Regions from separate parts of the Homo sapiens genome. Here region 2 is linked to region 1. A link is an interaction called in ENCODE POLR2A ChIA-PET data of the cell type or tissue named here. Cell type or tissue: MCF 10A. All regions are shown on one strand. Links, peaks and the distances in the headings refer to the core of each region. The heading gives the core; the rest is flanking DNA.

Region 1 (15,618 bases), core at 7,678-10,177:
TTTAAAATCAGATTGTTTGTTTTCTTATTGCTGTTTTAAGAGTCCTGTGGATGCAAGTCCTTTATCAGATAGGTGTTTTGTAAAAATTTTCTCCCAATATTTGGTTTGTCTATTCATTATCTTAACAGTGTCTTTGTCAGAGCAGAAGCTTTTAATTTTAATGAAGCCTAACATCAATTTTTTTTTCATGGATTGTGCTTTAAGTGTTATATTCAAACTCATTGCCAAGCCCAAGATCACCTAGATTTTTTTCTATGTTATCGTCTGGAATTTTTATAGTTTGCATTGTATATTTACTTCTATGATCCACTTTGAGTTAATCTTTCTGAAAGGTGTAAGGTCAGTGTTTAGACTGATGTGAATGACTATTTGGTCCAGCATCGTTTGTTGAAAAGACTATCCTTCTGCATTGAATTGACTTTGCTTCTTTGTCAAGGTTCATTTAACTATATTTATGTGAGTCTGTTTCTGGGCTCTATTTTGTTCTATTTATCTAGTTATCTATATTTTCACCAATATCACATTGTCTTGATTACTGTAGCTTTGTGAATGTATGCATGTATTCATTTAAGAGATGAGGTCCCACTATGTGGCTCAGGATGGAGTGCAGTGGCTATTCATGGGCTTGATCCCACTTCTGATCAGCATGGGAGTTTTGGAGTGCTCCAGTTCCAATCTAGGCCAGTTTATTCCTCTTTAGGCAACCTGGTTGGTTCCCTGCTTTCAGCATATTGATGCTGAACTAAATGTGGACATCCAATTGGCATAGCACACAACAGCCCAGAACTCCTGTACTCAAGCAGTCTTTCTGCTTTAGCCTCCCAATAGCTGGGACTACAAGTGCATGCCACCATGCCTGTCAGATTACTGTAGCTTTATAGTAAGTCTTGAAGTTGAAGACTTTTTTTTTTTTTGAGACAGAGTTTCACTCTTGTTATCCATGCTGGAGTGCAATGGTGCAATCTCAGCTCACTGCAACCTCCACCTCCCAGGTTCAAGCAATTCTCCTGCCTCAGCCTCCCAAGTAGTTGGGATTACAGGTATGCGCCACCACGCCCAGCTAATTTTGTATTTTTAACAAGAGACAGGGTTTCACCATGTTGGTCAGGCTAGTCTCAAACTCCTGACTCAGGTGATCCACCCACCTTGGCCTCACAAAGTGTTGGGATTACTGGCATCAGCCACCGTGCCCAGCCTGAAGACTTTTATTTCTCCAACTTTGTTTTTCTTTGTCAGTATTATGTTGGCTATTAGTTTGTTTCCTTTCTAGATAAACTTTAGAATTTGTCCATATCCATAAAGTAACTTGTTTGGATTTTGATTGAGATTGCACCAAATTTATGGATTAAGTTGGGAAGAACTGACTTCTTAACAATATTGAGTCTTCTTATCCATGAACATAGAATATTTCTCCACTTATTTAGATCTTCTTTGATTTCTTTCATGAAAGTTTTATAATTTTCTTACATAGGTCTTGTACATATTTTGTTTGGTTTATACCTAAGTATTTCCCTTTTGTTGATGCTAGTCTAAATGGTATTGTGTTTTTAATTTCAAATTCCAATTGCTCATTGCTAGTATATAACTAAGCAATTGACTTATGTACATTAACCTTATATCTTATTTGTTTTTGGATTTGTGTTTTTATGATTCCATTTACCTCTACTATTGTTCTATTAGCTGTAACTCCTTGTGTAGTTATTTTAGTGATGGCCATAGGATTTGACAGTATATATCTTTAACTTATCACAGTCTATCTTGAAGTGATATTATACCACTTTACATACAGTATAAGAACCTTACGATAGTCTTAAAGTAGTTGTCATACATTTTACTTACACATAAATATACTTTAGTTATAAATCCCACACTGAGTTTTATTTTAGTCAATTATCTGTAAAATATATTTTGATAATAAGAAAATAAATTTAATAAATATATATTACCCAGTGGTTACCATTTCCTGTGATCTTTCCTTTGTATAGACTGATTTACTGAATGAGATTTACCTGAAGAATTTTCTCTATCAGGTCTTGTGGTGTAGGTCTCCTTGTGATGAATTATTTTAGCTTTTGTTTATCTGAGAGGTCTTTATTTTACCTTTGTTTTTGAAAGATATCTTTGTTGGGTATAGAATTCTAGATTGATAGATTTTTTTCTTTTAGCTTTTTGTAGTTATTGCTTTATTGTATTTTGACTTTTATTGTTTCTGACTAGAAACTGTGCTTATCCTTATCTTTGTTCCTCTGCATATATATATAATTTTTTTAATCTTGTTGTTTTTGAGATTTTCTTTTCTCTTCGATTTTGAGAAATTGATTGTGATGTGCCTTTGTGTCCTTTTCTTTGCTTTTTATGCTTGGGGTTTTCTTGAGCTTTTTTTGATATGTTTGTTTAGCATTTTCATCAAATTTGGAAAAATCTTGGCCACTATGTTTTCAAATATTTTTCTTCTCTCTCTACCTTCTCATCTTTGGGGTCTCTTACTACACATATATAAAGCTAACTGAAATTGTCCCACAGCTCACTAATGTCCCACAGCTCCATTCATTTTTCTTGGTTTTTTGTGTGTGTGTGTGTGTGTTTCAGTTTGCATAGTTTCTATTGTTATGCCTTCAAGTTCTCTAATCATCTCTTTTGCAATGTTTAATCTACCATTAATTCTATCCAGTGTATTTGTCACCTCAGACATTGTAGTGTTTACCACTAGAAATTTGATTTGGGTATTTTTAGTATTTCTATTGACTTTTCAAACATGGACTATAGTTATAAAGACTTTTTTTTTTTTTTTTTTTTTTTTTTTTTTTTTTTTTGAGATGGAGTTTCACTCTTGTTGCCCAGGCTGGAGTGCAATGGCATGATCTTGGCTCACCACAACCTCCGCCTCCTGGGTTCAAGTGATTCTCCTGCCCCAGCCTCCTGAGTAGCTGGGATTACAGGCATGCGCCACCATGCCTGGCTAATTTTTTGTATTTTTACTAGAGACGGGGTTTCTCCATTTGGTCAGGCTGGTTTCGAACTCCAGACCTCAGGTGATCTGCCCACCTTGGCCTCCCAAAGTGCTGGGATTGCAGGCGTGAACCACCATGCCCAGCCATAAAGACTATTTTAATGTTCTCGTGTTATGTAGCTTTGAAATGATTCCAGACACATAATTTGCTGCATGAATGATAAAAGTTTTGCTGTGGTAAGAACACAGAGTGTAATCTTCCTCCCCATGGAAATGTTATATCACACCTTATCAGACCACATATATGAACTCATATATGTCCTCAACTACTGGACTCTAAAACACATATAAACCCAAGATTTTGACAGATACGTTGAGAATGTAGGCTGTGGCAGGGCTACTCTCTGTTAGCCTTTGAGTTATTCTTTTGAGCCTGGCCAGCCAACATCAGCACCACTTGCTAGTGTTGAGGGACTTTTCATGTTGTTGTGGATCCCCATTGTGTTGGTCAAATCATCACTCCCTAGAATCTCTTGTAAAAAGATACGCCTCAGATGTTGTTTTTTGTTTGTTTTTGCTTTTTTAACTTAACAAATTGGTAATTGTTTTAACTTTTTTATTAGGTTCAGGGGTACATGTGCAGTTTTGTTATATAGGGAAATTCGTATCACAGGGTTGGTTGTACAGATTATTTCATTACCTAGGTACTAAGCTTAGTACCCAATCTTTTTTTTTTTTTTAGCTCCTCCCTCCTCCCACTCTCTTCCTTCAAGTAGGCTCCAGTGTCTGTTGTTCTCCTCTTTGTGTCCATCAGTTTTCATCATTTAGCTCCTACTGATAAGTGAGAACATGTGATTTGATTTTCTTTTTCTGTGTTAGTTCACTAAGGATAATGGCCTCCAGCTCCATCCATGGTCCCACAAAAGACATGATTTCATTCCTTTTTATGGCTGTGTAGTATTCCATAGTGTATATATATCACATTTTCTTTTTCCAGTCTGCCATTTATGGGCATTTAGGTTGATTCCATGTCCTTGCTATTATGAATAGTGCTGCAATGAACATACATGTGCTATGTCTTTATGGTAGAATGATTTATATTCCTTTGGGTATATACCCAGTAGTAGTATTGCTGGGTCAATATCTTTAAGTGTTACTGTGCCACTTTACGTATAGTATAAGAACCTTAACAATAGTCTTACAGTACTTGTCATACATTTAAATATACATTAGTTATAAATCCCACACTCGATTTTGTTTTAGTCAATTATCTGTAAAATATATTTTGATAATAAGAAATAAATATAATAAATAAATTTGAATTATCCAGTGGTTATCCTTTCCAGTGATCTTTCCTTTGTACACATTGATTTACTGAATGGTAGTGCTATTTTTAGCTCTTTGAGGAATTTTCACACTGCTTTCCACAATGGTTGAACTAATTTGCATTCCCACCAGCAGTGTATAAGTGTTTCCTGTTCTCCTCAACCTCTCTAGCATCTGTTAGTTTTTGACTTTATAATAATAGCCATTCTGACTTGTGTGAGATATTATCTCATTGTGGTTTTGATTTGCATTTCTCTAATGATCAGTGATATTGAGCTTTTTTCATATGCTCGTTGGCCATATATATGTCTTTTTTTGAAAAGTGTCTATTCATGTCCTTTTTAATGGGGTTGTTTTTTTCTTGTAAATTCATTTACATTTCTTATATATGCCGGATATTAGACATTTGTCAGATGCATAGTTTTATGCCTCAAACTTTGACTAGACTTTGTATTCATGGCGGCCTACTTCCACCCTAATTGGGCAAATAGACTTTAATAATTAGACTCTAAATGAAATGGAAACTCACACACTATGAGGTTAGTGTATCTCATTTATTGAGTGTATTCCCTAAGAGATTTGTTCTCATTATTCTCCACCTGTTTAAGCATTGTGGGGGAGAAAAGAATCTCTTTGTCAATAAGCCATGTGATTCATGAGTCGTATTTTAATCGTCTTCTTATTTTAACTATACAAAGCACCTTGTCTGCTAACTCTAGTATCTGTGTCAGTTCTGAGTTAATTTCAATTGGTTGATTTTTCTCCTCACTGTGAGTTGTATTTTCTTGCTTGTTTTGCATGCCTGGTTATCTTTGATTAGATACCAGACATTGTGAATTTCACCTTTTTGGGTGCAAGATATTTGTATTCCTATAAATTTTAAACTTTGTTTTGGGATGCAGTTAAGTTACTTGGAAACACATCCTTTTGGATCTTGCTTTCAGGATTTGTTTTGGCAGAACTATTTAATTTAAAGCTAATCATTCCCCACCATCAAGGCAAGACCCGTCTGAGTATTCTATCCAATGCTTCATGCATTATGAAGTTTTCCATTCTTATTCGTAAAAATAGGCATTATTCTTGGTCCTGTATGAGTGCCAGGCACTCTACCCTCTACTCCTCTCAGAGCATTCTTTCTCTAGCCTCAGGCAGTTTCCTTACATGCATGCACTAATCAGTACTCTGATGAATATTTGAGGGAGACTCTCTAAGATCTCTTCTGTGAACTTTAGCTGTCTTCTTTTCTCTGAATTTTCAGCTCCTTCTCCTCACTTCAGGGAGCCTGTTGGATTCCACCTGTGTTCCCTCTTCATGCAACACAACCTAGAAATTCTCTTAAGGTAATGGCCTGAGGAAATTGTAGAACTTTCCTTTTTTTTTTTTTTCCCTCATCTCTTACCAGATGTCCAGTGTCTTGAAAAGACATTGTTCTGTTTGTTTTGTTTCTTGAAAAGTATTGTTGGTTGTTTTAGGTGGTAGGGTAAATCTGGTCCCTGTTACTTAATCTTTGTCAAAAGCAAAAGTGCTCAGAGATCTTCCTTTAAGTTTTCATTGGTAGTTCTAGAAATGACCAATCACAAAACAGGGAATCTCTAACTGAAAGATCCATGACATTTCATTATAGAGAGTTAGGAAAGAGAATTAATCTGAGAATTACCATTATCTAGTCTTCCTCCCACTCATATTCTTCATAAACATTTGCATAACACAATTTTTTGTACCATTGTTGACCATATCAATGGGTAGATTACTGAATTTTGGGGGGAAAGACATGTACAAGCTACTAGAATGGTAAGTTTTGTTGAACATGTTATATAAAAGGAAATTACGCAAGGGGAGCTGGGTTGGTATCATAGTATAGTATTATATTTCTTTTTTTTTTTTTTGAGGTGGAGTCTCGCTCTATTGCCCAGGCTGGAGTGCAGTGGCGTGATCTCAGCTCACTGCAAGCTCCGCCTCCCGGGTTCACGCCATTCTCCTGCCTCAGCCTCCCAAGTAGCTGGGACTACAGGTGCCCGCCACCATGCCCAGCTAATTTTTTGTATTTTTTAGTAGAGACGGGGTTTCACCATGTTGGCCAGGATGGTCTCGATCTCTTGATCTCATGATCCACCCGCCTCGGCCTCCCAAAGTGCTGAGATTACAGGCATGAGCCACCGCGCCCGGCCTATATTTCTTTATAGAGGTAAAATAGGTGTGAGATTTTTGTTTTTACTTATTTTGCTTTGTTATTTGGGCTTCACTGGGGAACCAAGTGATTTTTGGCAAGAGAAGAAGCACAAAAAATACAGAAAAGCCTCTTCTTATGGTTCCTATAATGGCAACCAAGTCAATAAATGGTTGCAAAATTCAACTAGATTGCGATAGGGTAGTTACTGCTACTGCTTTATCCTTTTATAAATAGTCAGTTTGAAAAGTAGAAAAGTTCATGGGTAAAGAGCAGTAGCTAGAATGCAAATGTGAATCCAGGATGCAATATACAAAGGTTTTTGCAGTTTTCAGCAAGTGTGAAGAATTTCTGATTGATGAGGCCCTCAGAGCAGAAAGAGACCCTCCTCTGTCTATGTGTAAGATTAGTAACACATAGAGACGTGGTGTTCATCTGCCCAGTTTATGTGGCTAATTAGCATTTAGAGTTTCTTCAATAGAAGCTAGTGAAGTAAGAACTAGATAATATCTTGGAAGATCTTTTTGTTTCTTCTGTCTTGCACTTTGAAGAGGGGCTCAGACTGTTGAATTGGAATAGAACAATTAAACAGACTGTAAAATGAAGTCCTGACATGCTGGTTGCTTTGCCTGCTCTGTCAGAGCAGCACTGGTTCCAGGGAGAGAGAATACTAGTTTTGTTTATTTGTTTGTTTCCAGACAATTTGCTATGTCATCACTTTTTTTGTGTGTGCATGCGCCAAGTGTTTGAGGTTGATAATGTTGACAGAGTCCTTGCAGAATGGAAGTTCATCTCCACAGGGAAAGGCTTTGTATTTCAAGTTTTAAAATTCCAAAATATTTTGCTATAACATTGTTATTCCTAGTTTTTTATGCCTTTTTGTGTGGAAGGTTGGTTTCTCCTTTATCTACTTACCAGCTTTTAGGGGAATCCCTTTTTAAGTCAAGAAAGCACCTTAGAAAATTTCTCTCTCTCTCTCTCTCTCTCTCTCTCTCTCTCTCTCTCTGCCTTTATGAAACTGACAGTAGCATATCTTGCTATTCTTGGGTCTTAGTTTGGAATTAAGCTGTGCATGCAGTATGCCCAGAAGGCTCAGTTTTTAAAAAATTTCTATGTTTATTCGTATTTAACTTCATTCTAATGGGGTCATGTACACTGTGATATTTATTCATGAAATATTTAGGAAAAGATAAAATGTTTGAACTATAATGAATTATGATTTTATTATCCTTTTATTAATGATAATACACCCAATGCTATTCTTGAAAGTTTGAAAATGGAAACCTTGGTAAATTTTTTTTCTTTTGGCAGAATTTTGAACTTTTTTACATAAAAGTGTAAACCTTTGTTTGGTATTATGGGTCACCTGGTTCCATAGCATCTCTTTGATTTAAAGAGGATATCATCCATTTAAAAAGGACTCACAGCCAGGCATGGTGCCTCATGCCTATAATCCTAGCATTTTGGGAGGCTGAAGTAGGCAGATGCTTGAGCTCAGGAGTTCGAGACCAGCCTGGGCAACATGGTGAAACGCTGTCTCTACAAAAAATACAAAAATTAGCCAGGTGTGGTGGCATGCACCTGTGGTCCAAGCTACCTGGGAGACTGAGGTGGGAAGACTGCTTGAGCCTGGGTGGTTGAGTCAGCAGTGAACCATGATTACACCACTGCACTCCAGCCTAGTTGACAGAGCAAGAGCCTATCTCAAAAACAAAATAAGCAAAAGGGACTTACTTTGGGGATTTGGAGAACTAGAAAATATTATTATTCATATTAACTTACACCCATAAAAGAGTGCTATTAAAAGTTCACTTAATACAAGGGCTTCTTTTTCTTTGCTTTGGATTTAAACAGGTTTTCTATAAGCTAATCAACAGAGATTTGATTAACATACTTAAGCATGTTATATGAAAGGGATGGCATTGTGAAAGATGGGGATACTATATAGAAGTAATAAAATAAAAGGTATGGAATTAGGTAGTGTAAGAATTTCAGAACTAAAATAGTCTGAGAAGTCATTTGGAACATGGATTTCTTTTGACAGAAAACTTCTGTCCTGCAGTATATCAGCCTTGTCCAGCAGAGCTGGTTAGTGCAGATAGAAGAACCTAGGTTGCTTAACTACCAGTTCACTGTCCTTTCTATTATATTGTAATTCTGTTTTCTGTCTTATTTCAGAAGCAGCAATCCAGATGAGCTCTACATCCTGAATAAAAACAATAATAATGGCAATAACAAACTATTATTTTTTTAAGAAATATGACTTAAACCTATTTGTTTTTATTTATTTGGTTTGTTTGTTTATTTATATGTAGTTTGTCAGAAAACCATAGGAGTCAGGCATTGGGTAGCTCGTGGCCATTAGTATTATTTTCAAAGTCAGAAATCATTGGAGAAGAATCCCCTTCTAATATAAATTTTTAAACTATTCATCTGAGTGTTTAGGAAGCTGTGATCTCTGCTGTGATAATCCTAGAAGACATTGCTCAAGCCACAGCTGGCTATTATTGAGACTATGGAAAGAGAAAGAGCTTTTGCCCTGATTTATCCCATAAAATGAATAATAGGCCACATTCAGGGAGACCTAGCTTGTGGCAGACTATTCTCACCACACCCTTCACACAGCCTTTTTTTTTCTTCTCCCATCCCAAGCCACCATCCCAACCTGCCTTGACTAAACTCAATGAACAGGAACCATTGTATGAATCGGAAGGAAAATGTCTTAAATATATGAAGTTATAATGAGTTGGTAAGTGCTGTAAAAATACTCTGTAACTTAGTTGGAAGTTGCATCATCCATGCCTGTGGCACTATGGACTGGACCCAAATGGTATAATTCTTCAGTGTAACACTGAAGTAATTTTTGCATCTGCCAAGTAAATGGTTTAGATTTCAAACCTATGAAATGCCGAACTGTAATTGTTCAATTCTAGTGAACCACAGATGTGTTTAATTTCCTTCCTTTACTTTTTGCTGTCTTCTTTAGGTAAGCTGAACCAACTAAAGAGTGGCCTTATGTGAATCTACAAAGTGAACTTTAACGTCAGTCAGTTAATATACTTTAACACCTAAATGTTGTATAACACTGCTCTATATAGCACTTTTAAATGTATAAAATTTTTGATAGAGGATAAGTCCATTTCATTTAGGGAAAACAGTTGTTTCAACCACATGTATTATAATAGGAGTAAAAGTGGCATATCGTAATGAAAGAACACGGGAAGTCAGAAAACCTGGATTTATTTTTGCCTCTCCTGTCGATTCTTCATTTGATCCGGCCTGAATAATTTCCTTTTCCTTTAATTTCTATATCTGCTGAAGGTGAATAATAATACTTTCATTGGCCACATAGAGGTGCTGGGAGAATGAAAGATAAATTCTCCCAAAGCACTTTGAACTGCCTAGAAGAAAGACTTATTTAAACAAAAGTTGATTCTGTTTTCTATCTTTTTATTTCTTACAAGCAGACACCAAAGTAAGTGTTAGAAGAGCCTCAAAGATTTGGTTATTTTTTTTTTGCAACTTTTATTGTAGGTGAGAAGGTTAATATAATTGCCTTCATTGTATAAACAGGGAAACTAATGCTCCCAAAAGGTTTGTTTTGGGGCTTAAAATGAGTAGCCCTTTATGAGAATAGGGGAAATTGATGGGGGTGTAGATGTAATAACATCAGCCATGAGTTGACAATTATTAAAGCTGGTAATGGGTGTGTCTGTTTAGGGGGGTTATCATGAATACTATCATGTCTACCTTGTCTTTGAAATTTTGTATTAAAAAGTTAAAATTTAAAAAATTGATTAAAAAAATAGCTCATTTTCATTTGCAAGGTTCTTTTAAAAATGCTATTGAGGCTGGTCACGGTGGCTCACGCCTGTAATCCCAGCACTTTGGGAGGCTGCGGTGGGCGGATCATGAGGTCAGGAGTTCGAGACAAGCCTGACCAACATGGTGAAACCCTGTCTCTACTAAAAATACAAAAATTAGCCAGCCACGATGGCGTGTGCCTGTAATCCCAGCTACTCGGGAGGCTGAGGCAGAAGAATCACTTGAACCTGGGAGGTGGAGGTTGCAGTGAGCTGAGATCGCACCACTGTGCTCCAGCCTGGGTGACAGAGCAAAACTCCATCTCAAAAAAAAAAAAAAAAGACAAAGTATATGCTTGGACCCTGAACACAGACATTTTAGTTTTTCATACTCAGTTTTTACATTCTATTTCCAATGCTTTCTAACCATTTACTACTTTTAACATATTATGCCATTTCTTTAGCGTTAATATATTACACTTTTTTCTTACTCCCGTTCCAGATGTTTGTCATGTGCTTTGTTGTCAATTTTAGATTTTCATTTTCCTATTTTTGGGAATTATAAGCAGTCACTTATTAACCCAATTACTTTATGCTTCAATGGGCTTGTCATTGGGTAGCCATGTGAATTATTTCAATTTTTAGAGACACAGATCAACCTGCTACCCTATACCCACAACAGAAAACTGCCGACTTCCCCATTGTAGGAACTTACAATCAAACGGCATTTGAAACATGTGAGAACACTCCTATTATTAAAAAAAAAAATCACCCTCAACCTGGGTTATTTTCACTGACAGACTTCATGGTTAAAGCTTGCTATTTCATGAGCTCCCAGATGACGCAAATGCTGGGAAATGTAACATACTCACTGTGATTTGTTTTTAGACATCAAAAGAAATCCATTTTACAAAGGAATCATATAACTTTAGAGCTAAGAAAGATCTTAATAATCATCTGGTATAGATCTTTCCATTTATTTATGCCAGAACCTAAAATTAGAAAGGCCAGGTAATTTGCTCAGTGTTACATACCTTAGTATGGCAGAGCTGGAACTTGAACCTGAGTTCCCTAGCTTTCAATTCAGAGTTCTTAATAGGTTGCCACTCAAGTGCAGTCAGGTCTTTGATGCTATTTGTGAACACCAAATATGTCTCTGCTTCTTACAACTTAGAAATCTTACTCTGTTTTGCAATGCCCTGCCAAGTCATATTGGAGCCTGAGGCAAAATGAAAGACCAATGACACTGATCCTGTCTTTATTTAAAATTCTGATATTTTCTTCACTATGGATTTGTGGGATTAATTTTGATTTTTTAAAATATTGCATTAAATATTATATCTTGACTACTGAGTTTTTTAGTAGCTCCTAAAATTTTGCATTTGAAGTGGGTGCCTTGCTTGATTCACCCTAGTCCCAATCCTATTATTTTTGCTTTAATCTACTAAATCCCTTTTTCAGCCTTCTGGCAATAAAATAAAATCAACCTATGGAACCTTTATAAGCAAACCCATACTATTGGCCACTTACAAACAATGGTGGCAAACAAACCAGAATCTGCAAGTGCTTTTCATTGGCTTGATTGTTGGTAACATTGCATGGTAATTACATAGTCATTTTTGGCTCCATGAATTGAAACTCTCTTGGAATGTCTAGCAGTTTATTGAAAAGAGCTCAAAGCCAAGACGTGAGTTCTTTTGTTTGATCCTTCACAGTATTGTGTTTTAGGCTCTTATATCGTTGTGTTTGTTTTGATTTCTATAAATTGGGACTCAAGGGAAGGAAGCTCTTTATAGGCCTATTATTTTCATTTTACTTGGTCCTCTCAACACCTGTTTGAGATAGGCACTTTATAGGCTAAAACCAACTCACACTGACTTAAGTTAAAAGAGAATTCACTAGCTAACACAATTGAAAAATCTAAGGAGTAGATCTGACTTCAGGTATTACACATCATTTTGTCAGGGCTTTCTCTCTCGTGTTTTCTACTGGGTTGGCTTTATTATTATTCAGGTTTTTCCTGTGTAGTAGCACCAGGTGTATACTCTACTAGCTTAGCAACCTTAGTAGAAAGGGAATGAATCTTTCCTGATTGCTTGAGCCAGAGTCTCAGAATTGAGTATAATTGGCCCAGCATAGGTCACATGCACATCCCTGCACTAGGCATTAAGGCCTGGCGAATGCAATTAAATCACTGGCTGAACCTGGTTCATGTGTTCAACCCTGGGTCAGGGACTGGATTGAGAGTAGAAGAGATCTGTTTCCTCTAAAGGAAGAGACGACTTTTTAAGTCTTTTCCCCCCAAAAGGGATTCTGGACAGGGAAAGACAAATGTCAACTAAAATGTTACTATTCTCACTTCATTTATGAGGAAGTTGAGGATTAATTAAGTGAATTTTCACGAGGCTGCATAGCTAATGAGTGATAGGATCTTAACTTTGACCCAAATCTGCCTAAATCTAAAGCCCATCTCTTTTCTCCACACCTTGTATCCCTAGAACATCATGCTTCTTCCTCCTTCTCCTTAATGTGAAACCATGATGGTTGCCATCACTTTACAGCAGTATTCTTCAAAAAGGAGGGATTTTGCCCCCAGAGGAAATTTGGTAATTTCTGGAGACATTTTTTTATTGTCACAACTGTGCACAGAGGTGAGTGTGGTGCTACTGTATAGAGGCTAGGATGCCTATACCTCCTGTAGTGCACAGAACAATTCCTCACAACAAAGAATTACCCAGCCTAAAATGTCAGTAGTGGTAAGGTTAAGAAACCCTGCTTTTTAGGTTCAATTTCTCGGCTGTTACTATTAACATCAGTTTTGAGAGAAATAAGTAATAGAGAGCAGGATTGAAATAATTCATACATGTAGGTATAATTAAGTTGTCTCTTAATTCAGGGAAACTTCCTTTAATTTCCATAGAAGCTAACTTTAGAATATTGAATTATCTTGGTTAGTGAGTAAATTGCAATAGAACGTAAATTCCTTTTTAAAATATTTGTTTTATGCAAGTTTAAGCTAACTTCCCAGACATAATTTTTCATTCTAAAATAAGTCCTATAATTTTTTTCTTAAAATAGAAATCTAGGGATATTTTAAATTGAATACTGAATGCTTTTAAAGGAAATATATAAGTTTATCTCAAAAGCCTTTTAATATTTCATATAGAAGTTTCTATACCAGGGGAAATAATTATTTTTTAAAATCCGAGCTGCCGGGCGTAGTGGCTCACGCCAGTAATACTAGCACTTTGGGAGGCGGAGGCAGGCGAATCATGAGGTCAGGAGATCGAGACCATCCTAGCTAACACGGTGAAACCCCGTCTTGACTAAAAATACAAAAAATTAGCCGGGTGTGGTGGCGGGCGCCTGTAGTCCCAGCTACTCGGGAGGCTGAGGCAGGAGAATGGTGTGAACCCAGGAGGCAGAGGTTGCAGTGAGCCAAGATTGTGCCACTGCACTCCAGCCTGGATGACAGAGCGAGAATCCGTCTCAAAAAACAAAACAAAACAAAACAAACAAACAAACAAAACTGAGCCAAAGCATTTCTAAAACTTTGGATGATAATAAGGGATTTAATGTACTAAAAAGCATACAGAAATTTTCTTCCTGTAAGCATGTGCTTTGTGAAAGAATAATGAAAGCAGAAGAATGCGTTAAATGTATTATAGCTGCAGTTATTGGGTTTGACACTTCAGAGAAATCAACCTTCTTGTTAAATGACATGAAAATAGTTTATACTGTCTGACTCCTTGAGACTTGCAAGTCGTTTCTGAATTGTGCATATCTGAATGAATCCAGGGAAAGCTGTGCTTCTGTAGTCAAACCACAGATAATATTCTAGTAGAAGAGCTGAATGAGTAGAGTGATACTACAGATGGATTTCATATAAGAAATCTTTTACAATCCAGCAAGTCAAATTTATTGTTGGAGTCGGAAGATTTGAGGCTTAGCATTTTCTCGTTTTGCCAGTTTTATACAAATAATTCTTCTTGTTTTCCAAATTCTCATGACTGTATGCAGCATGGAATTACAAGTCCATTCCTTTCTCTGGTTCTTTTTAACCTTATCAGACCCAACCCAGATCAATGAACATTCCTCTGATTTCAACTGAATAATTCTGACTTGCTTTGATATCTCACATGGATGACTTTCTTCCCATCTCTCCTATCCCCCGATGGTCCTTCAGCTCATGCCTGTCGTGCCCATTTTTTTGGCCTCACTTCTTTACCTAATCTCAGGAATACTCATTGCTTTTTCTATTTCTTCTATTTTTCTTTGGCCTCTCTTTCCGCTCCCATATTAAATTTCCTCCTTGGCTATAACGCCTGCCTTCTTCTGTTTCCCAAGTCCTATTTACTGGCTCTGTATCCTTAGACTCACTTGTTTCTTAATTCATATCCTCATCTACTAAGGTGCCTAATGGCCACCCACCTAGCATATTTTAGTAAGGCATGTGTGTACAGACAGGTCACCTATTCATTGTTAATAGAATTCAATTTGCAGTTTCCCTGGAAATAAGGCAGTTTCTGATCTTCAAATCACCCAAGTTCTTACTCGTTAGAATGCAAGTTCCTTTGTCACATTAGGAAGGACAGTAATATTTATTTATGAAAAAGTTGAAAAAATACTGTAATAAATGGTGCTGGGTTAATTAATATATTATTAATATGGTCCTATTTTTCTTGAGAAGAAATGTTCTTGAAGATTTGAAATTTCTTATCTGTTTACAAACATTTTCCTGGTGCCATCAGCAGTTTATTCCTCTTTACTGCTTTGTGATAGGGCTTGGTATTCCCAATTTTACAGAGCAGAGATGACAGGTCACTTGACTAAACAAGTGACTTATTTAGAATTTCACAGGAAAGTAATTACAGAGCCCTTAAATTTCCTGTCTCTTACTTCTATGATATAAAACAATTTACTTTGCATTCCTTATTTATATAAATGCCTTAGAGCATTTCCTTTCCTTTAATAAAATCATGAAGACTATCACCTGGTAATGAAATTGTTAGGATGGAAGAGAAATGAACTAGGCACAGTGTACGTGAATTTGATTATTGCCTTTTCAACTGTCTAATAATGGGAGCTGTGGGCTCATAGGCTCTCCTTTTGAATTGTGAAAACTATACTTATTTTATACTACATTGGTGAAGTTCCCTGAAGTCCTTAAAAAACAAACAAGATTTAAAGTGCAAAATGTTATTGTTAAGTTAAAATGACCCTTGTGTGTTTGCAAAGCTCCGCGGGCTTTCTGGGGCTAGTGATCCCCTTGGTGAGCATTGTGGAGTGTGGTGGGAACCAGCCATGTTTTGGTGATTTCTTTTAGATTTCTAAAACTGTTTTTCTGTTGGGTTGAAGTGGGAAAACAGCTT
Region 2 (15,618 bases), core at 12,685-15,184, 130 kb after region 1:
CTGTGTTAGAGTCAGGGAGTTTCTCTGTGACCCTCATGTGCTACCTGAGAACTGACTAAATTTATATGAAAGTAACATTCTTATAGTTGTATTGATTAAAATTTTTATTTGAACCTCTAGTTGAGCTTTGCTGTTGGCTTTGAAAACATAATGGAAAAGTGGAAAGCATTCTTGTCAGTCATGTTGAAAAGTAACTGGCAGAAAAAGTGGACTTAAAAAAAAAAAGTAGTGGAACAAATAAGGGGACTCTGCTTTGGTTTATAATGCCTCCTTTCTCTAGGGTAGGAAAATTTTGAAGTCCAGTGGGGTCTCTCCTGCCTGCGAGGGAATTGGCGAGAAGCTATCAGGATACGCATGGATGACACACAGTCACACAGTCATTTGAGGACTTTTTGGTTGCTGTTTTGTTTTAGTTTTTACCCCCTTAGAGAAGTCTTTCATAAAAATTTTTCCTAAACCCTGTTGCATGCAAATTAGGGCTTTTCCTTTCCTCTGTAATGGGGCCTGATATTCTTTGATGTGTTGTAGCAGAATTTAGCTTCTAAATACAGTTTGAAACTAGCTCTCCACACACACACACACACACACACACACACACACACACACACACACACCCTTGAATTCTCAGCTGACATGTTATTTCTATTTTTTTGTCCTTACTGCAAGAACCTGTCCTGTAGGAACCAAGTTCAGTGGTAGGAGGAGATTATGTAGACATCTTGCTTCTACTTCCTGTAAAGTTGGATCATGCAGACATGAGATGCAGGTGAACAGGAGAAGGAAGTCCTCTCCAGTGTCTCCCAGCTGGGAGCCTGTTTTCATGCTTTTCAAAGAGCTCCTTTTTTGAGACAGATGAATCCCTGGTATAAATACCTGTGCTGTTATTATAGAAAGAGACAGATTGGTCACCTTGTTAATGACTTCCAGTATTCCAGAGTTCCTCCTCTGAAATACTCTGCAGATCCAAATTATCATAATATAGGGGCCTCTTCTGCCATTTAGAATGACCTTCCACATAACTCTCAATGTCCAAATTGGGCCCTTCCTTCAAGGCCCAGATCAAATGACTCCTCCCCTGAGTCTCCCATTGAGAAGTCATACCTTCCCATCTCCTAGCTTCCCATCCATCCTCTTTTCATGGATTACTTGCTACATTTCATTTTAGCTCATTTGCGTACTCATTTTACTTTTTTTTTAAACAGAAAAATATCAGTCTTATCTTTGTTTTAACCACGATTTGTATTTAATAAGTATTTTCATAACATTTTTAATTTTAATAATTAATTACTTGAGTAATTTTGTTTTCTGAGATATTCAGCTTTTATTTCAACTATGCTTCCAGTATCTACAGGGGAGTCTGTCAGTCACATGTTGAGCCAGGTTTTCTATTTCAGAAGAGGAAGGAAAAGAATGTGTAGGGGAATTAGTATGGAACTGGAGTGAGAAGAACTAGATTCAAAACCCGTCCCCACCACTTCAGAGCAACTGCTTTAGTGCAATTGGTATGTCAGCAGGGGCCTTCCCTCAAAAATACACAGCTCTGTAGCAAAAGTCATCTGTAAGACATATTTAAGACTTAGTTCATCAGAAAGAGGGTAGGGAAGAAAGGACTGTGTAGATTTATGAGCAGTGGTGGATGGCACAGGGATGGGGTCTTGGGCCCTCAAAGCCCTCCGAGGTAGTACTGGCTACTGGGAAAAGGATGTCGGGGAGCAGGTCCCACTTTTAGCTGCACTTGAAAAGATGAGTGTACAAAGCTTATGGAGTACTCAGGACGGAGAGAACATGGTGAGTGTTAGGGAAGGAAGCCTTAAATATAAACTTTACTCTTTAACCTCCTTGCAATCTCACTCTGAACCTCCTTAGTCCCAGGTATGGGTTTCTCTCACTTCTTACTTCCATAGTCCTCTCTTGGAAGCTCTTTGGCTGAATTAATGAAGGGGACCACTACTCATAAACCATAACCAGCACTTACGAGGAGCCTCACATTAGTAATGGACGACAACCCTCAGAGACAGCCATAGGTCCTAATGCTATTATTAATAGTCAAACCTGTGTAGAGAAAAAGGAGAAGCCAAGATCCAGTTCCACGGGACATAACAATTCACAAGCAGCTCATCCTTATTTCAGAAAGCCAGTAAGACCTAGCTTTCTCATGGAGGTTATTCTTTCACCGTCAGTCTGCCTCTTTTTCTGGGAGGTGCCCTCCCCTTCAGGATCAAGGAATGTAAAGACCATGAGATATGGAGTCAGACTTGGGTTTAGGCCCATTTATATGCTGTAAACTTTAGGCAAGTCACTTTTTCTCTCTGATACGGAAAGAGATATAATATATACCTTATTGATGTTGATAAAGATGTTCAGATGAAATTTTATATTCATATAAATGTGTATATTATATATATGGCCCGTTCATTATTTTAAAGCAATGTAAATAATTCTTATCTATTACCATAGTATTTCAAAGGCTACATCTTGCCACAGGTGAGAATCAGAGGTATGTTCTGGGGGTTTTTTTTGTTTGTTTTTGAGACAGAGTCTCGCTTTGTCATCCAGGCTGGAGTGTAGTGGCATAATCTTGGCTCACTGCAACCTCCGTCTCCCAGGTTCAAGCAATTCTCTCATGTGCCTCAGCCTACCAAATAGCTGGGACTATAGGCGCGTGCCACCATGCCTGGCTAATTTTTGTATTTTTGGTAGAGACAGGGTTTTGCCATGTTGGCCAGGCTGGTCTTGAACTCCTGGACTAAAATGATCTGCCCGTCTTGGCCTCCCAAAATGTTGGGATTACAGGCGTGAGCCACTGCGACCAGCCAGAGGCGTGCTGTGTTCTATTGGCTCTTTTGCCTACCAGTGCCAGAAATTTCCTACACTTCTTGGCATCTTGCTTTTCTCTCCTATGAAATAGGCAATACTAGTTGCCCTAGAGAAGAAATTTATCTAGAGAAAAAAATGTACAAGGTAGACACAGCTGGTGAGTTACCCTTATACTATTTCCAGTACTACCAATTTCATTTCTTCCAGAAGGATTTAGAATGCCACATAGTAGTTTTCCTGGTGCCATGCTTGAAATGGTGAATCTATTTGAAAGAAGGGATTTTGTAGTCACATTGATGTTGCTGCTTGCTGCAAGCCAGGCAAGTCACTTAATATCTTTATCCTTAAAAGAGGAATAATGTCACCTACCTCATGGTGTTACGATGAGGATGAAAGGAGGTCTGTAACTAAGGCACTGAACATGGTGTTTGATACTCACTGGGTACCCAGTAAATGTTAGTTTTCTTTGTCTAGACTATGTAGTGCTCTTCAGTTTTCACCCTGATCAAATTGCATTTGTTAAAAATTCCAAGTAAGACATGGCACTGGGTACTTTAAATAAAGGGGTGCTAAGGGAAGGTCAGCATGCGGTAGAGGGCTGAAAGAGCCAGTTACATTTGTTTGTTTGTTTGTTTTGTTTTGTAATAAACAACAGTGGCTTCTCATCTCCTTTCCCTGGTCCTGAGCCTGCTGAGTCACTGTTCCAGCCCTTGGGCCACATGATCTCAGGCTGTGTCTATGGAATACAGCAAAACCCACAAGAAACCAGCACTAATAGATGGCAGGTCATTTTGAGGGATTTTTCTTTGCGTTCCTGTGCTTGCTCTCCTGGTGAGATAGGAAACCTTTAATAAGACTTTTCCTAAATGATGTTGCATGTGAAATGCAGATTTTTTTTTTTCTGTTCTCCTAACAAATGACCATTTCATGAGGTTTCTTTTCATTTTTTCTTCTTTCCTGCTTCTCAGTACATTCCACAAAGAGCTTATTCCTCTGCTGGTTACTGATTGATGGTTCTACTCTGTATGCCCTTTAATTTTGCAATAAACCAACAAGGAGTTGAGACCACAAACTTAAAGAGAATTGACTTATTTGACTGGATTCACTGGAGCCAACAGGCAGATTTAGTCATTTCAGTGTGGTGCTAGGGAGGGCAGGAGGAGTCCATGAGAAGGAACACCGTGTTGTCAATAACCAGACAGAAAAAAGCTTGCTTGTCCTCTCATTCCAAAGCATGTGGGCATCTGTTCTCGGCAGTGATGCCTTTCCAGGCCTTGATGAAGGCAGGACGGCTTCCATGAGATTTGCTCAGAACTCCAGGATTCTGAATTCAGTGGGACTTTAGGTATGTAGGATTGGTAGTCAGTGTTTCCAGCTTCTGTGTCCCTTTTTTCAAAGGGATCATGGTATACCTTGAAGGACTGCAGGAACAGCCATAAACCCTCCTCAGTTACCAGTCGTTAAACAGCCTGGCCTCTTGGCTAGATGACTTCAAAGACCAAAGACAAACCCCTGGCCCTATCACCTCTATCCTAGCTGAGTCTTTAACATAAGGCCAGGACCTCTGTCAGGTTATAGAGGTACTAATATACTTCATGCGCTGGTTCCCAAATATATTAAGAATTAATTATTTTTTTTCTTATTTAGCACTACCATTGTACAGAGCAACCCATCCGAAAAATAAATACAAATATCATTTCAAATAGGAAAAACAAGAAAATATTTCTTAAACTAAAGACCTTTAGTTTTAGAGGTATGCATTTGAAAACACAGATACTATCATCACGTATATTTAAGACTGGTTCCAGACCCATGCTGCTCTCTGTGCGTTGAAATGAAACTGAGAAGACAAATGCCCAAATGGAATTTTTCCCACCTGTGAACTCCTATTCCAGATCCCAGTGTTGTTTGTGGCTCTTCCACATTTAACCAGCTAACTGCCTGCTCTTATTCTGTTCTTATGTGACAACCAATCTTCTGAAACTCTCGTCATCACATTTCAGCAGAAGTGAAAATATTAGCAGAGTGGTTGGTGGCCAAGACAGAAATAGAACCCAGGAGTCTGTGTCCTTTCCCTTGCCGGACCTACTGGAGCATGGTTCCTCCTGCCTGAAGACTCAGTGTTTCCAACTCTAACAAACAGAATTCTAACAGTTGACTGGTTTCTTCTTGCTACTCAAAATTTGTTTTATACTTAAACATTTTGTACAGTTTTTTCTTTATGAATGATTTTGCATTAAACAAATGGGACTTGGTTAATCTGATATCAGTGAATGCCTTATTCTGAGGAAATTAATCCACAAATATCCGTGGGACCATGAGTTTTCATATTGAGAACCTTTTTATGTGATAGACTAGAGAGCCAGGTAGACCAGGTCTGCGTCTGGTGCTCCCATGTGCCAGCTATTTGATCTCAAAAAATACCTCAACTTCTTGAACCTCAGTTTCCTCATCTTTACAACCAGGATGATAACGTTTACCTCACTGAGTTGTGAGGATAAAATAAGCCAACACAACTCAAGCAATTGGTAGGGGTCTGACACATAGGAAATGCTTAGTGAACGTGAGTTTCCTCTCTTCCTCCTTCACTCCTTTAGAATAGGGTTAGAGATGTAGAAACACATAAAATCTCATGAAATGTGCACCATAGAGAGAGAAGGATAACACAAATGACATAAAAAGTCTTGTACTAAGTTACTTGGTATTGATTCTAAAGTCAGGGTATTATCTAGGGCAAGGTGGCTCACACCTGTAAACCCAGCACTTTGGGAGGCCAAGGCAGGAGGATCACTTGACCCTTGGAGTTTGAGACCAGCCTGGGCTGGGAACATAGGGAAACTCCGTCTCTACAAAAAATAAAACATTGGCCGGGTGTGGTGGTGCATGCCTCTGTTCCCAGCTCCTCTTGTGTCTGAGGTGGGAGGAACGCTTGAGCTCAGGAGTTCAAGGCTGCAGTGAGCCGTGATTGCACTACTGCAGTTTAGTCTGGATGGCAGAGCAAGAGCCTGTCTCAAAAAAAAATGAAAAAAAAAATAGAAGAAAAAGAAGTAAAGTATGAGTATTAAGAAGTGAGAGAAAAGTTAGGGCTAGAATAGTTAGCAAAGATATCATGGAAAAGGTAGGATTTGAACTGGCCCCTCAAAGATGGAAACTTACAGAGTAAAGGAGGCTATTTCAGACTGGGGCATTTGGGGTGGGTAAACCATGAGAAATAGAGAAATTAGAACGAGAATGTTATAAGCCTTGGTTTTCCTATTGGAATAATTGAACGCAATAGAATAATAAGTAAAAGGATAATATTAATATGTGTTAGGCACTGTCTTAAGTGCTTTATATGCTAACTCATTTATCCTTAAATAGGTAAGATTGCTATGCCAATTATACAGTTGAAGAAAGTGAGGCACAGAGACATTAACTAATCTACCTGAGTAGGTGTGGAATAAATAATCTACAACTAGTAGGCAGTGGAGCTGAGCTGGAAGCCCAGGGGATCTGACTCCAGAGTCCACCCTCCTAACCCAGGACAGCTGCTTCAGTCACTTCCCAGCTCCCCTCACTCTGCATTGAGGATCAGCTAAGACCATTCTGTGAACATACCCTGAAAAGTATAAAGTACCATATACGTGTAAAATGACATGGTTATTCTTATTAATGATGTCATATGAGAGGCGACAAATAGCTACCTGAAAATGAGGGAGAAAAACTATGGTCTAGCACCCACATGCAGTTGTACTGGGCAGGTTTAGCCAGTGCACAGCATATATGCCTCACCTTCCTCTCTAGCGACTCTTGAGTCCTGAAAGCCTCACGTTTCCCATTTGGACAGTGTTCCAGGAGGCCATTTCCAAGCCAGTATCAGAGACTAAAAACCTGTTTGGCATCTGGCAGTAGGGCTTGTGCCTCAAGTGTGATCTGCCTTTGGCCAGGACATCCTTTTTTTTTTTTTTTTCTTTTGAGATGGAGTTTTGCTCTTGTTGCCTAGGCTGGAGTGCAATGGCGTGACCTTAGCTCACTGTAACCTCCACCTCCTGGGTTCAAGCGATTCTCCTGCCTCAGCCTCCCCAGTAGCTGGGATTACAGGCACGCACCACAACGCCTGACTAATTTTTTGTAGTTTTAGTAGAGACAGGGTTTCACCATGTTGGCCAGGCTGGTCTTGAACTCCTGATCTCAGGTGGTCCACCTGCCTCGGCCTCCCAAAATGCTGGGATTACAGGCATGAGCCACCATGCCCAGCCTCAGGACATCCTTTTTAACGGGCTTGTACCACATGATTGGGAGTTTGAATGTTAGTAACCATGATAGAAGATCTCCACTCCAAGGGCATCACCGTGGGAGGAAGCCTGCCCCTACTTACCATGTAAATATTTAGCCATTTCAATATATTTGTTCTGGACTTGTTCTTCTTATGTGTGTCTCCTGTGTTGAGTCTGTTTAATTGTAGGTTATTATTGTGTGTCTATATTGATGTCATTTCTTTAAGTACAGACACAGACAGCATTGCTTCAGCTGCCCCCACCCCTCCTTTTAAAAATAACACCTTACACAATATCCCTTCCTTGAGGACATCAAATAAATAACTTTTGTTCAAGAGCATATCTGATGAGGTGGCTAACTTGGAAATTTGTTCCTAGGCAGACCTTGTGACCTCTGTTTCAATACATAGTGAGTGGCCTTTGCTCCCATTTTATGCTACAGATTCACTCTGGAGATAGAATTGGTTGCACCTCTCCAGGCAGTGAGTTTGGAGAGCCCTTGGTGGTTAGGATGCCATTTGTGCTGGTGGCACAGAAATACAAGCAGTAAGCCCAGAGTTGCTTACTCTCCACTGGAGGTTTCTCAGAGGCTGGGGGGGACCCGAGACTCCTCTGCTTCAACTCCGCTCTACTATATGCCACTGGAAGTGTAGCTGAGGCTGAAGGGTATCAATGTTGGTATTTATCAGGTTGGACTCCCCCAAGTGCCCTATTTTCATACCTCCAAGGAGCAAGTGATTCAACAGAACTGTTTTCTTGGCCTCAAATGAGTCTAAGAAGGGGAAATCACTTAATACCAGCCGTCTGTGAGGGACCGATCACAAAGCTGTGTCTTTCTAATCCTCCTTGTAAATCAAAGGGAGGGGAATCCCCAGAGCCCAGGAGTACACATGAATAGAAAGCACCACAGGTAATAAAAACACCTAAAAAGGTCAGCAGAAACTCGGGGAGCTGCTGGAAATTCACCTCCTCTGCCTTTCTATGGGACTCAGTGGGCAGTGATCAGGTAGCAGGCAAGGATACCCAACTACACACCAAAGCAACTTGGCCACAGGACACGTACAGTGCAGCAGAAGGCTGGTAGGATAGTTTCTTCCACATCCATGTGAACCTCAGAGTCATCTGACCATTGGCCTTGTTCTCTTCCAGGTTCTAGCTGGCCAGAGACTTTTTTGGCCTCATACTAACTGCAAAATTGCACACAGTTGGCGAATACACCACTGGAAGCCACTGTGGCTGCATTGTCACAGTTCACCAATTGTGCATGTTATTTCCTGCAGTGGGCCCAAGATCACTGACAGGATGCCGTCGGGGTTGGGCTGAAGGTGGAAACAGCACACTAGCTTGCTGTTTGTGGCCTCTTTACAACTGCCGGCCCCATCTGAGATCCGGAACCAACACGTGCTAACCTCAGCCCATTGGGGCCAGTGGGGCAGCCAGCAGTGGAACCATAGCTCTCCACACCTATGTCTATGGCACGGTAGCTGCCGGCCCACAGTTTCCACTGCATCCCCTTGCATGTGCACCCCAAGAGAAGTAGGCCAAAGAGAAAGCTGCCTTAGGGAGCCACATGGTTATCTTGTGTGTTTACTTTTGCCAAATGGCAGACACAATTCTACTTCAATGCATTTTTCTGAACTCAGTGGTCAAAAGTAGCACGGAAGCACTACTTGCGTCAGCCCCCTCTGTGATTGAGCGAGTGTGTGCTTGTGCAAAGCTGAGGAGATTTTTTTTCACCTCCTCCTTCTGCATTCCCTCAGACTGAGCCACTCTCTTCTTTAGGGGCTCCCCTACTAGGCAGAGTGTTTCTCTAGCTTTGCCTGTGGATTTCACAGTGAAATCTACAGAAGACAGTTTTCCTCAGGGCTGATAATAAGAGGTATGAACTTATTAAGATTGGAAGCATTCTCACCATAAACACAAATTATTTCAAGTTGCTCCTTCATCCCCTTTTCCTTGGCCACTGCCATTGGTTCTGTGTAGGATGGATTTCTTAAGGTTGAAGATAAGCAATGCAAAGGTGGAATTTTGAGTACAGCACTCATCCTAATGTGGGTGAAATATATGAAACATTTATTCTAAGCAGACTGCTACATTAACAGTTGTTATACATTCATTCTCTGCATATCTTTTGTGGACTCAACACTTTTAGGTACAGAGAGGTTAGGAGAATTTCCCAGAATTGCACAGCAGGTTAGTGACAGTGCCAGAAATAAAAGTCTGCCTGACTCCCACACCCATGTTTTCTTCAAGCCAAATTGAAGTTTGGCCTCTTCTCCACAAATATTTCACAAGAAAAATTCCCCACAGCCTTTCAGAATTTCCCAGAAAACAATTGTTGTGCAGTCCTTCAAGATGGAAATGGCAGGCTGGAATATTGAAACCTTATCAGCTTTTATTCTAGAACTGACAGTTGATATTTTCTGAGCTGAAGCTAAGATAAAAGTTTATTTTTGTGTTTTTTTTTTTTAATCGTGGAATGATTTTTGATTTTCCAGAGCATGGCAAAACTAAGCCAGCAAATACTAAAACCACATTTGTTTTTGTGACGCTCAAACTCCGTAACAAATATTGGGTATCTCTATACAAAGCTGGATGTGGACAGGAAGGGTTTGGGATGGGGAGAGGCATGCGTCTGGGAGCGTGGCCTTTCTGGACCTACCCTGTTCTCACTCTCTTCCTTCTGCCTCTTGCCCTCATTGCTTTCCTTATTCTCTTTCTTCCTCTTGTCTCCTTCTCACCTCCAGCTCCTACCACAGCAGACAGGTTGGGGCAGACACCGTCATGGTTGGGGAGCAGGAGGACAGCATGGGGAAAACCACTCCAGGCCTTTCTCTCAAACCTTAGTGATGAAAGGACTCAATGGACCTGAACAATTTCTCACAGGAAAGTTCCGGTCTCTGTCTCCTTAAAAGCAAGGCATTCAGTAACCCTTAACAGAGCCAGGATTAAAACTTGAATTTCTGACTTATCCCAGGCCTCTGTTTGGATAGAAAGGCTAGGTCACTGTCATATATGGCAATTAGGATCACTTCAGATACAAAAGTAACATTTTTAAAGCTGTGCCTTAAGCAGAGAGACCATTTTTAGTACAAAAAGGAAAAAAAGATTAACTGTGCCTTCAGAGCTGATGAAAGGCAGAGCCTCGTCACTTTGAAAGCATTGGATTTAGTGCCAGGCGGGTTGGTGAGTAGACTCAGCACCCACATTCTCTTCTTGCGTCTCTCTCTGGCCACCCAGATTATCCAGGGGCTGCTGTTTACTTGAGAGCTAGAAGTATCAGGACGGACTATCACTGCACCTCGCCATCCTGGCCCAGTTAAAGTGATTTTGAAACTTCCTGATGTGTGTTAGATTGTGGCAGGTTTCTGCCAGGGAGTGGGCGGGAGGAGGAAGCAGGTGTTTTTATGGGCTAGAAATGCCCCTGAGATGCCTGAGGTTGCTTCGTGAATCCTCTAGCCCAGCCTACCCCTTCAACTCTGTTGCACAGAGACATGAGTTCCATGAAAAATTTAGTTTCAAAACTTCCCGTGGGCGCCGGAAATGATAACCACATGTTATCAAGAGCCACTGAAAACCACCAAAAATTTGTCAAAATTCATATAAGATTGCCTCACATACTTGACTTTCATAGAAGCGGAAGCCATTGACCTACTTGATTTATGGTATTTATTAGCAGAGTCTGAAAAGACTTTTATCACAAGATTGATCTTGTTACAGTGTAGCATCTTGACCATCTTTCAGTGTATTTCTGGATATTAGATTTATTTGTTTATTACTTTTATAGGTGGAATTCTCTAGACCATGACATTAAGGCCTGGAGAAGTCACCTGTCAGTAGATCTGAGCTGAGAGTTTCTCTCTCTTCTCCTGTGTCCCATGTTGCCTTAGGAAGGAGAGCAGGCAGGGAAGCCTGCATGCCCTTATCTCATCTGTACTATTGGTCTTAGGTGACTCCAGTTCACTTGGTGGAAAATGGGGATTACAAAATTTGCCTCTCAGCTGCCCCCACAGAAATCTCAGTGATGGCGTTTGTCAGATTCTTGGGTCCTTAAAAAATCTGACTTTTAAATATCGAATAATTATTTTGCTGATCATGAATATCTCTTCTGCTGACCAAACAGGACCAGATATCACATTCCAACCTATTCTATCCCTGGCTGACCACAAACTCCCTCTTCTTTGTCCCCCACCAAAAGTCAGGTAAAATGAGCTGTTTCTATCAAAGGCTGTGTCTTCAGGCCTGGCCATTTCCCACTCAGGTCTCCAGTGCTATCCAATTTTCTCTTCACCTGTACATTCTAGTACTCATGGAAGGCTCCAGTATACAAAATGGCTACTCATGGGGCCCCCTCCCCTTCCACCCCACCAAAGATATTTCTAACCTTCAATGTAGAGTAAGTTAGAATTGACATATACATTGTCCCTTAAAGGCCAGGAACATTAAGCTTGAGCAGAGGGTAGGTGTAGCCTGGGTATAGTCTAGTCATAGCCTAGCTAAAGAAAGATGAGTCAGCTGAAGGCAGAGGGTCTGCATTGGGCACATAGACTGGCAGAGAGTTGGGCTCAGTTGGCTCAATCCTCTGACTAATGACCAGTTAATTCTGCTTATTCTCTCTTAACTCAAGGTATTTGCTGCCTTAAGCTACTTTTTAAATACTTAGTGGAAATAAGTCATCTATTTTCATTAGTGTGTGTGTTGTGTGTGTGTTGGTTGGATTTTCCTGGCCAGGAGCCTCTGCCTTCTGACCAAAATGACATTGATTCCCAGCCTTCTGCCTTAGCAGTTCATCCCATCTTTAACTGGTTCCCCTCTATCTCTTTTCTCTAGCTTATATGCCTTGCTGGCTGTGAAAGGAGGACCTACTGGGTGGTCTATGAATCTATACCCCGTATTTCTTTTTTAAAGATCTTAATTTTTCTCCCTATTTTTCCTTGTGGGAAGGCATTAAAAATGGGACTCAAGGTCTATGTGACACTATATGAGGTGCCATTTCCTATACAGGTGCACCTCTGTAAGCAGCATACAGTTAAGAGGGCAATGCAAAGAAGCTTTGGGAGTAAGCATTCTCTCATATATAAAGTTGAGTTGAGACAGAAGTTACTTTATACAAATATAGGGTTTCTTGTTCCTTCTAATAGGTGGATGGTATTCTTCTTCCTCGAGAGAAGCTGATTAAGTTGGATTCTGTCTATTCCTGGCTTCAGACCTAATCATGACCATTAAAAATATCTATCTTTTCCTTTGTCCAAGAATCCCACTCTGGTCTTGCATTGTAATTGGTGGTGTTGGGGGTGTGTTGCGTGTTTTCAATAAGCCTTATTTTAGGGAAATAGCAAAAATAGCATATGTACTTTCAATTAAATTGTTATTGCTTTTGAACATATTGACAGCAAATATTTGTTATTTGTCAGTAGTGGCCTATATGCTGTATAAAAGGGAATCAGGCATGGGTTTTATAGCTAAACAAGCAAGGTATAAATCAGCAAAGGATAACTAATGACAGTGGTGGGGTAACATTTTCCATAGGCCGGGTACTGTGCTAAGGACTACCTGTGCGTTATCCAGCTGAATCCTCAGAACCATGTGAGCTAAGTATTATCATACCCAGAGAGACTATGAAGCTTGCTCCATGTCACACAGCGAGTAAATGGTAGAGCCCAGGATCTAAGTTCAGGTCTGATTCCAAAGCCCTTGTCCTAAACACTGTGCAAATTGCTCTTACACAAATTTAGTACTGAGCATCAGAAGACTCAGTCTTTCCCATGGAGCAAAGCAGCAGGAAAACCCCATGAAGCGTCAGTTAGAAACCAGACTGTGTTGAGTCTGTTTATAAATTATAATAGTATTTCATGTGTTATTTTAAGAGTATAGTTTTCAAGTCTCTTGATTGCCTCAGAGGAAAATATACCTATAGTCTTCTTCCCAAGTTGTGATGATTGTAATCAATGCTTTGGGAAATGTTTTCATTCTATCCTTTTTGCTGAAAACAGATTTAGAAAACCACAACAATTCAGTAAGATGGCATGATTAGCAAAGCCCTGAGTTTGGTTGCTATGTATCCCTTTGGTGATTTGGCTTTAAGACATGTAATTAAAAGGGAGAGGATTATTAGCAAAATAAGTTAGGAGCTTGTTCTTTTGCCATTGGGGAGTGAATATTTTCTTCCCCATCTACTCTTTCACCAGAAGTGGAAATGATGCTGGGTATCTTTTGAGGTATATCTGTAGTTCAGTTTTAGGTTCTGTAAGGTAGCATTTCATTAGTTCTGTACAATAAAACCGTCATCTCAGTACAGGTTTCCATTACAGAACCAGTGAAGTGAGAATAAAACTGAGGAAAAGTGGTCTAAATATTTTAGTCAGTGCCTTGTCATTGAATTTGTAAGTTTCTGGAGCATACAGTACCTTTATATCTTGATTTCCCCCATGTATATGGTGACATGCTTTGCATGGTAGGTATTAAGTAAGAATTTTTTTCTCATTACTATTAACCATATCATTGGAGTCCCAATCATTTTCACCAAGCCATCATTTAAAAGAATCACAAAAATATTAGAGCTGACACATTTAGATCTCTCAGAAGTTCCACATTTTTTTTAACTAAGATAGACAAATACATTATTCAGTTTATTGGTAGATAAAGCACATAGTATTTTCAGAGCAATGTCAGTATCTTATTGGCCTTGATTTAAATGACTATATTTTTCTTACTAAGATTTTTACACAAATTCTTTGCAATTAAATAAAACTTAGGAAGGACTAAAATAGGTAGAAATGATCAGGTACCAAAGTATATCCTGATATAGAAAATTGTGATTTAGTGTTCTATTGTTAGAACCAACTGCCTGGAGCCTATGGCATATACTAATTTATTAACCTGTATATGCTCATTCTGAAGGAAATAATAACAATAACAACAATTGCTTCTATTTATTGAATATTTACTATGTGTCAGATACTTTAAGTATCTTACATTGATTGTCTCATTTAATTCTCATAAAAATTCTATGAGATAGATATTATTTTACCTATGAACAAATGAAGCTCAAAGGTACACAGGATCAAAATTGGAATTTGAACCCAGTTTTACTGAACTTCAAAGCTCATACCCTATATTATAAAAGAGAAATGGCCGGGCATGGTGGCTCATGCCTGTAATCCCAGCACTCTGGGAGGCCGAGGTGGGTGGATCATTTTAGGTCAGGAGTTCTAGACCAGCCTGGCCAGCATGGTGAAACCCCATCTCTACTAAAAATACAAAATTAGCCGGGCATGGTGGCACAAGCCTGTAGTCCCAGCTACTTGGGAAGCTGAGGCAGGAGAAATGCTTGAACCTGGGAGGCAGAGGTTGCAGTGAGCTGAGATCACGCTATTGCACTCCAGACTGGGCAACAGAGTGAGATCCTGTCTCAAAAAAAAAAAAAAGAGCAATGAACACAGTTCCTTATTTATACTCATAGAGCTGAACAGTTATTTCAAGGAGGCTACTTGACCATTTCCAGCCACTTTAATTGAAGACATATCTTAGGTGATTCTCACCAGTCTATGGAAAGTAGCAATACGAAAGAATATGAGAGATAAGATTAGCAAATACTGAGTGGAATCCTGCAATATCTGATTATTGCTGCAGAGTGACTGGAGACTCACAAGCCCAGTGGGCACACAGAACTTAAAAGATTGTCTTTGCTACTCGAGTAATTCATTTCTTTACCTGACCTTGCCGTCCCGGTCCCTCTCAGCCCTCAATTAAGCTGCCATTGATATAGGATTTATAATGTGTCACTGGTCCATTCAGGATACAGTGACAGAGGTGTGGCTGAAAAGCTGGATAATAAAAAATGGAGGCAACTTCCATTTCTGTTCAAATCAGGGTAGCAACAAAACCATAGCTGACCCTTGTTTCAGACCAGCACAGTCCAGCTAGACAAATATTCCAAGCACTGAATTGTGCACTAAATGCCTAGTGCCCCTTTCAGAAGGGACATTGCCTCTGAGTGACCAAGATGCTCATAGTTTCTTCCCACGATGAGAACATCTAAACCTTGGAAAATGATTGTGGTATTCATTATGTTATAATTTTCCAGAAAAGAATCTGTATTTATTCTTCCTCTAGGCTTCTAAACAATAAGGTAGGTTTTACAAATGAGAATTTTTTAGGAATAGTTTCTTGACTATACCAAATTTGAAAATTTGTGTGGCATTCGACCACATGAATTAGGTAGTATTAGAGTCCTTTCCAGGGATCTTAAATGTTATGAACTTTATTTTGTATAAGTAGGATTATGCTCATTTGTGTCTTAAATACACAGTGAGACTTTGGACTTTTTTTTGTTAGAATTTTATGTTAGAATTTAACTATTTAAAAGAGGAGTGTTATTTCTTTAGAGTCAAACTCATTCATTCCTATATCACAAATTTGGAAATAAAACTCTGACTTTTAACGATAACAAGCAAAGAAGCCACAGGCATCCAAATTTTATTTTATTTATTTATTTTTATTTATTTATTTATTTATTTATTTGAGACAGAGTTTCTCTCTTGTT

Evidence for each region. ChIA-PET counts read pairs that join two places held together with the same protein. Peaks named below come from ENCODE experiments on the same cell type or tissue, not always from the same donor. Only the 100,000 strongest peaks of a DNase experiment are listed, where the experiment ranks them.
Region 2: POLR2A ChIA-PET joins it to region 1 with 5 read pairs; 2 of 35 experiments call an interaction of 5 or more read pairs at or near these places.

What each region holds. Positions count from the first base shown.
Region 1 is chr14:68,149,048-68,164,665 of GRCh38, forward strand. All of the region lies in intron 7 of RAD51B (RAD51 paralog B), which reads left to right. The region is part of intron 2 of LOC105370546 (a long non-coding RNA gene); the gene reads right to left. It also overlaps the pseudogene RN7SL706P. Among named protein-coding and RNA genes, the nearest start is that of RAD51B, 340 kb to the left of the region's middle. In MCF 10A, for the core only: no CTCF peak of the experiment used is centred there; a DNase peak (open chromatin) is centred at 9,234.
Region 2 is chr14:68,275,228-68,290,845 of GRCh38, forward strand. All of the region lies in intron 7 of RAD51B (RAD51 paralog B), which reads left to right. Among named protein-coding and RNA genes, the nearest start is that of RAD51B-AS1, 400 kb to the right of the region's middle. RefSeq lists enhancers at 365-414, 4,719-4,888, 8,138-8,207, 9,944-9,993, 10,044-10,103 and 1 more and a silencer at 3,745-4,039. In MCF 10A, for the core only: no CTCF peak of the experiment used is centred there; no DNase peak of the experiment used is centred there.